2 separate regions of the Homo sapiens genome follow, and region 1 is linked to region 2. Evidence: chromatin loops called from intact Hi-C (ENCODE). Cell type or tissue: PC-9. All regions are shown on one strand.

Region 1 (4,000 bases), 61 kb after region 2:
GAAACTTCAGTTTTTCTGTGCATGAGTTTCCTCGTCTGCAGAGTAGGGGTGCTAATAGTAGCTCTCTGCTATAGTTTGGATATGTTTTGTTTGTTCCCACCAAATCTCATGTTGAAATTTGATCCTCAGTGTTGGACGTGGGGCCTAGTGGCAGGTGTTTGGGTCATGGGGGCAGATCCCTCATGAATAGATTAGTGCCCTCCCTGGGGCGGGGCATGAGTGAGTTCTCACTCTATTTGCCCCCAACAGAGCTAGTTGTTAAAAAGAGCCTGGCACCTCCCCCTTTCTCTTCTTCCTCTCTCGCCTTGTGATTTATGCACATGCCAGCTCCCCTTCACTTTCTGCTAGGAGTGGAAGCAGCCTGGGGCTCTCCCCAGATGCCCAACCTTGAATTTTTTGAGACATCAGAATCATGGGCCAAATAAGGCTTTTTTCTTTATAAATTACCCAGACTTGGGTATTCTTTTCTAGCAACACAAAATGGACTGACACTGTCTTATAGGGGTGTTGTGAGGACTAAATAAGTGAGTGTATGTGGAGTGCTGAGCACTGTGTTCTGAGCTGAAATAGTCAAGTCCAGCAGCTTGGATGGACAATAAGTCAGGTTGTGTGCTGAAAGCCAGGCAGTGGACTGTCTCCCTGGGTATCAGATGCTCCCTATCAAATGGGAGCTGCAATACTTGCCTCAGAGGGCTGATGAGGATGTAAAGGAGATCACATCAGTTAAGCGCAGAAGCTGAGCAGGTACTTACAAAATCAGTTGTCTCAAACTTAGCTGCATATTAGAATCTCAAGGAGCTTTCCACCATTTGAATCTTCTAAAAAGCTTTGTTGTTATGATATGTATTATTTAAAAATATGTTTATTTTTGTTTCAAATAATTTTAGAGTTACAGAAAGGTTGCAAAAATAATACTGAGAGTTCATATAACTTTTATCCAGCTTCCCCTAATGCGGATTTGCATTCCTATGGTCCAATTATCAAAAGTAAGAAATTAACATGAGTATAATGCTCAGCTAAACTACAGGCATTATTGAGATTTTACCAGTTTCTCTACTAATGTCCTTTATGTCCTCCAAGAACGAATCCAGGTTCCCTTTGCATTTATTTATCAGGTGTCCTCAGTCTCTAAATCCATGGCCGTTCCTCAGGCTTTCCCTGCATTTCATGACACTTTTGATGAGGACTAGTCACGTATTTCATAGAATGTCCTTCACTTGGGGTTTATCTAATGTTTTCCTGTGCTTAGATTGAGGTTATGCATTACTGAGAAGGATACCACAGAAGCCATAGGCCCTTCCCAGAATCTCATAACAGGAAGTATGTGATGTCCATACGTCTTATTACTGGCAATGTTAACCTTCATCACTTGGTTAAGGTAATGTCTGCTGGGTTTACCTATTGTAAAGATAGTATTTTTCCCTTTGTCATTAATAAATAACTTGGGAGAGATACTTTCAGGTTATGCAGGTAGCCTATTTCTCCTCATCTTTTTCCCCATTAATGTTCTGTTCATTTGGTGCATCTTGCCTGCGACAATTACTGCAACGTTCTGAGGATGGTTTCCTAGTCCCTCATTTTTTCTACATTGTTTATTGGAATTTTTCTGTCTTGAAATGCTGTTTCTTCTCCTCCATTTATTTGTTTATTTATTCAGTTATTTATTGAAATTATCATGGACTCATGGATATTTATTTTATTTTATTGGTTTTATAATCCAATACTGACATTGTTTATTTTGGTTCAAACCTAAGACACTTTCTAAAATACCTGTGCCTGAGTTCCTCTCCAAGTCATCCGAAGCAGAGTCTATGGGGTTGGAGCATAGGTATTTCCTTAAAGCTCCCCAACCGCACTAAATGTTAGTTCCCTCACTCTCCCCACCTGCTTCCTCTAAAAAGAAAAAAAAATTCTTCCTCAAATCATTCTGCAGGGCTTGTTCTCAAACTGGCTGTCAGAGTGTGCATGGCAGGCTGCAGCCACTTGGGGAACTGGTTCTGTGGTTATCTCCATTCCTGCCTCCCCAGCCCGCATATCCTTTCCTTCAGCTCACGGGGCCCACAATGGGAACTTGAGTACCAGAATTCCTTTTACAACTGCTTCCTCATGTGGAAATTCCGCTGAGGTTTATTGTAGTTTTCACTGAGGTCAGGTGAAGGAAGAAAAAAACTAGGGCAGTCTTTAGAAAGTCAGGTTTGAGAAAAGACCCAAGGAAGTATGACCTTCAGCTAGGAGTGTCTTTCTAAATGGCATAGTGAATTTAGTGAATTCCAGCTGATGGCAGGCTCACAGCTGGGGTAGATGTTCCTGCAGTTTCCAGCGCTGCCTTCTGAGTCCCAGAAAGCACTTTTCTGCTGCTTGGACAGAGTTTTAACATGTGGAAACAACTCGCTTACATGAATAACTTATCTTGACACCTCTGAAATCACAGTAACCAAATATGTAAATTTAATTCTCTTTTTAGGGGATCAATATGGAGTCAGATAAGTTTTTTTTCCAAAGAGATGGTCTTCCTGAATAAGGAAATTGATCCTGTAGCATCTTTAGCTGGTTTCCAATTGCCCCCTACTCCTAGGTGCCGAATCAATCTTATGATATTTTTAGAAACCTAACTGTTTCTTTAGTCAGATTGATGCCAATAAAATGTCCAAAACTTAGATGAATCAAATTTAAAGTGATTTGTGATGGAATAAAAGCTTAACCCCAAGCATACCATGGCAACATGAAATTGGCATGGTTCCCCCAAATTATGCCATATGAATATGGGAAGATATGTCTCACAAATTCTTATTTTTTTCTTCATAGTGGTCAGCTTCAACCTGAATTTTTGTTAGAAGGCATTTTTTGTGTTAAAAACACCTTCTATTAAAATTTTAATGGGATTCCAATTTCTAGGGTAAGTAAATTAATAAAATCTGCAATAACTAGTCAGGAAAGGATCCAGTGTTTCACTACAGAACATAGAGATAATTCCAAGACGGGCATATTAGAGATGCAAAGTGTTAATTCAGCATAGCATCCAAACCAGGATAAGGAATGTTTAGATGCTGCATGACAAAAATAAATCTCTCTTCCTGGAAGAACTTTAACCTAAGAGGAGAAACAGCTCAAAGGTTTATTGTTGTCAGAGCCAAAAACATGACACCCCTCTTGATAAAAGACTTCGATCCCTGACCCCAGTAGAGTTGCTACTCTAAAAGCTATTTGTGTATTGATCTCCTCTGAAGAAAACGAATAGGTGTCTGGCAGGATGAGCATCTTTGGGAAACCAAGTTATTATACTTAGAGGAGAGCCCAGGTGACCAAAGTGGGAACCCTAGGGCATCAGGCTCTGAAAGATGATTTGCAAGATGCTGGGAAGCCTGGGCCTTTTCTCTTCTTAGTCTCTGCAACAAGGCCAGTTGCTGAGCATAGCTCAAATTAGGAAAGTTTGTCTGCCAAGAAACCTTGACTAATCTTACCATTCATTCTTCAAAAGACAGAAGAGGTGGGCTAGACTGGCCTGTTTTAGAAACCAGTCTGAGACCAAGACTCTTTAGTGCGTAAATATTTATTAACCCTCAAACAAGGGCACCTACCACCCCCACATGTTAATCCTATGCACACCATCTTGAAGAAATGAGCCAGTACTTCCTGTTTGAGGCTGAGACAGAGATATAGAGGCAGAAAAACACTCGGAGACTCTCAGGCCACCAAACAAGGACTGAGGATGTAGAGTTTCTGGACTAAAAGACTGTAGACTTTGAGTACATAGGCCCTCTGAAGCATCAAAAGAAAAATCGTGGCCTCTTGTTTGCTGTCTTCCTTTTTCTCCCATAGGATCAAACTAAGATCATCAACTTTCCAAACTCAGAGAAGAAATTTGCGTTTAGCTGCTAATTCCATATAAATTTAGAAGTTTGCTATTTAGCTGCTAATTCCATATAAATTTCTTTCAACAACATAATTTTTAAAATTATTTATTAAGCACCTACCAGGGACTGTTCCAGGAATAAGACAA
Region 2 (4,000 bases):
GAAAATGGCACTTTAATGCATGAGAGTAATCTTCCAGGATTTGTACCAGGATGTGTTATATTTTAACAAGAAGAGTTCTCAGAAGGGTCAGTTTCAGGAACATCACATGAACCCCTGGAGAAAAGTAAATGGTTGATTGGCTGTCACACTTACTGTTTCAATATGCTGGGTAAAGCAAAGCGAGGAAAGGTGAGGTCTCACCAAGTGCAGATTACAAAACAAATGCATTCTTTGTGTGCTTTTTTCATAGTAGATGATTTTGAAACAAAAAGAGAAAAATAAACCTGTTGAGTAGAAACTTGGGAAGTAAAACTGAGTGATAGAGGATTAGTTTTCACATGTAGGCGGTACACAGAGTTTGTACAGTTTCGTAGTTACAAGACAGGGTAGAATGAATATTTAAAGAGAAGACTGTTAGGAACAATGGTTCAGAAGGATGAAGGAACTCAATAAGGTTGTGAGGGATTGAGAAGGAATGTTTTGCTTGAAACATGGAGTATGGCAACAATGAATGAGCCTAGTTTTGAATCAAAATGACCTGAAAAACTTCTGTAGAAAGTTTCCAACAAAGCAGTGCTGTATTATGGAAGATCCTGCCATATGGATTGAAACTTTTCTAGAACTTTTAATAGACGAGCCCTCATAAGTAAGATCCAGGCAACCAAATTACTACTCTTTGAATGCTATTGTGGGTATCATGTCAAGATCCAATGTTTTCTTTCCATGTTATACTAAAGAAATAAAACTTAATGTCTATAGTTCAGGTTATATTTGAAACTTTAATAGTTCTAGATTGAAGCTAGCATAAAAACACTGTATACTGAGCATGGTGGCTCACACCTGTAATCTCAATGCTTTGAGAGGCCAAGGCCAGAGGATCACTTGAGGCCAGGAGTTCAAGACCAACCTGAGCAACATAGCGAGACCCCATCTGATATGGTTTGGCTCTGTGTTCCCACCCAAATCTCACCTCAAATTGTAATAATTCCCATGTGTTAAGAGCGAGACCAGGTGGAGATAATTGAATCATGGTGGCAGTTTCCTCTATGCTGTTCTCATGATAGTGACTTCTCATGAGATCTGATGGTTTTATAAGGGGCTTCCCCCTTTTCTCAGCACTCATCCTCCCTCCTGCTGCCCTGCGAAGAGGTGCTTTCTGCCATGATTGTCAGTTTCCTGAGGCCTTCACAGCTATGCGGAACTACGAGTCAATTAAACCTCTTTTCTTTATAAATTACCCAGTCTTGGGTATTTCTTCATAGCAGCATGAAAACAGACTAATACAGTAAATTGGTACCAGGAGTAGTGGATCACTGCTGAAAACATACCCAAAAAATGAAAATAAAAAATTAGCCAGACATGATGGCATGCTCCTGAGGTCTAGCTATTCAGGAGGCTAAGGCAGGAGGATCGCTTGAGCCCAGAAGTTTGAGGTTACAGTGAGCTATGATTGTGCCACTGCACTGTAGCCTGGGTGACAGGGTGAGACTTTGTCTCTAAAAAAGTGAAATTAAAAAAAAGAAAGACTCCATAAATGACATTTTAAAGGGAAAAAATGTTTATGACAATTATATTGTATATTCAAACAAAATGTATTCTTATTTCATAACCAATGAAAATCTGTGTTGACTGGAAAAGAGATTAATTATGGTCACTGAGAAGCAGAATGTAAAGCATTATTTGCAGGAAAAGAAAGCCTAGTTTCCTTTACATGCCACTCACATATTGGTATTTTCTCATTATTAGAACTTACATTTTTTTAAGTTCAGAGTTTTAAAATTCCCCAGAGACTTCTGCAAAACCTGAACCATCATTGAGTAATCCATCAAAAATCCAGAGGCATTAAAAGTTCCATGACTAATATGTGTGAAATGTTTGAAGATGAAACTCTCTTTTGTAATTATAGACCGCAGAATGTGGAATAGTTTCTGCCGTTTGAATTACCTACCTGAGGATACTACTTGAAAGTTCCATCTTCCGTAAATAACAGCCAGCCTGTTATAGAAGACAGGCAGTGTTTTCATACCTGGAATAGAAATTATTTTAGAATCATTTCCATGCAACATTTTTTCATTATTACTAAGATCTGGTGACTATGAAAGGGAGTAAACTTACACAGCTGGCTCTTTTCAGACAGAGAGATTCAATTTATTCTTGTTCCAATACTGTAGGAAAATAAAAAGGTTAAAATTACCTTTTGGATTCAATGTGATATTTTCCCTAGATACCTAAACAAATGGAAGACAGGCAGCTTTCCCAGCTTTGGAATAGGGGACAGTAAGGGATTTCCCTTGTAGCGTGTTGTGTTTTATCTGAAATCTGGCCCTTTTCTGTAATTAAAAAAGGGATTTAGGTACTGAATTTAATCCTTTAAATGGCCAATATCTTGTAACTTTTCCAGATATTTCCCTGGTTCATCAAGAGGCAAGAGACTTACTTTAATTCTGATCTAATATGTACCTGCCTTTTAATTATGTGCTAAAACAATTTGGGAGATGGGATGGTTTGGTACAAACTTGCTCCTGCTGTGGAAATGGTGACTTGGTTGATCTAGGTTCTGGTCCAGAAATGTGCAGGTTTGGGTTTGTTTTTTTTTTTTCAATTATTATACTTTAAGTTTTAGGGTACATGTGCACATTGTGCAGGTTAGTTACATATGTATACATGTGCCATGCTGGTGCGCTGCACCCACTAACTCATCATCTAGCATTAGGTATATCTCCCAATGCTATCCCTCCCCCCTGCCCCCACCCCACCACAGTCCCCAGAGTGTGATATTCCCCTTCCTGTGTCCATGTGATCTCATTGTTCAATTCCCACCTATGAGTGAGAATATGCAGTGTTTGGTTTTTTGTTCTTGCGATAGTTTACTGAGAATGATGATTTCCAATTTCATCCATGTCCCTACAAAGGACATGAACTCATCACTTTTTATGGCTGCATAGTATTCCATGCTATATATGTGCCACATTTACTTAATCCAGTCTATCATTGTTGGACATTTGGGTTGGTTCCAAGTCTTTGCTATTGTGAATAATGCCGCAATAAACATACGTGTGCATGTGTCTTTATAGCAGCATGATTTATAGTCCTTTGGGTATATACCCAGTAATGGGATGGCTGGGTCAAATGGTATTTCTAGTTCTAGATCCCTGAGGAATCGCCACACTGACTTCCACAATGGTTGAACTAGTTTACAGTCCCACCAACAGTGTAAAAGTGTTCCTATTTCTCCACATCCTCTCCAGCACCTGTTGTTTCCTGACTTTTTAATGATTGCCATTCTAACTGGTGTGAGATGGTATCTCACTGTGGTTTTGATTTGCATTTCTCTGATGGCCAGTGATGATGAGCATTTTTTCATGTGTTTTTTGGCTGCATAAATGTCTTCTTTTGAGAAGTGTCTGTTCATGTCCTTTGCCCACTTTTCGATGGGGTTGTTTATTTTTTTCTTGTAAATTTGTTTGAGTTCATTGTAGATTCTGGATATTAGCCCTTTGTCAGATGAGTAGGTTGCGAAAATTTTCTCCCATTTTGTAGGTTGCCTGTTCACTCTGATGGTAGTTTCTTTTGCTGTGCAGAAGCTCTTTAGTTTAATTAGATCCCATTTGTCAATTTTGTCTTTTGTTGCCATTGCTTTTGGTGTTTTGGACATGAAGTCCTTGCCCATGCCTATGTCCTGAATGGTAATGCCTAGGTTTTCTTCTAGGGTTTTTATGGTTTTAGGTCTAACGTTTAAGTCCTTAATCCATCTTGAATTGATTTTTGTATAAGGTGTAAGGAAGGGATCCAGTTTCAGCTTTGTACATATGGCTAGCCAGTTTTCCCAGCACCATTTATTAAATAGGGAATCCTTTCCCCATTGCTTGTTTTTCTCAGGTTTGTCAAAGATCAGATAGTTGTAGATATGCGGCGTTATTTCTGAGGGCTCCGTTTTGTTCCATTGATCTATATCTCTGTTTTGGTACCAGTACCATGCTGTTTTGGTTACTGTAGCCTT

What was found. A loop is a pair of places that touch in the nucleus more often than their neighbours do. Peaks named below come from ENCODE experiments on the same cell type or tissue, not always from the same donor. Only the 100,000 strongest peaks of a DNase experiment are listed, where the experiment ranks them.
Region 1: a loop joins it to region 2, with 2.8 times the contacts of the local background. A loop is called at or near these places in 1 of 110 quality-filtered maps.

The regions. Positions count from the first base shown.
Region 1 is chr1:77,058,207-77,062,206 of GRCh38, forward strand. The region is part of intron 4 of ST6GALNAC5 (ST6 N-acetylgalactosaminide alpha-2,6-sialyltransferase 5); the gene reads left to right. MIR7156 (microRNA 7156) reads left to right here and starts at 1,937; the gene lies at 1,937-1,996. In PC-9, no CTCF peak of the experiment used is centred here; a DNase peak (open chromatin) is centred at 1,995.
Region 2 is chr1:76,996,899-77,000,898 of GRCh38, forward strand. The region is part of intron 2 of ST6GALNAC5 (ST6 N-acetylgalactosaminide alpha-2,6-sialyltransferase 5); the gene reads left to right. Among named protein-coding and RNA genes, the nearest start is that of MIR7156, 61 kb to the right of the region's middle. RefSeq lists an enhancer at 1,270-2,469. In PC-9, no CTCF peak of the experiment used is centred here; a DNase peak (open chromatin) is centred at 1,923; H3K4me3 peaks cover 457 bases; H3K27ac peaks cover 2,942 bases.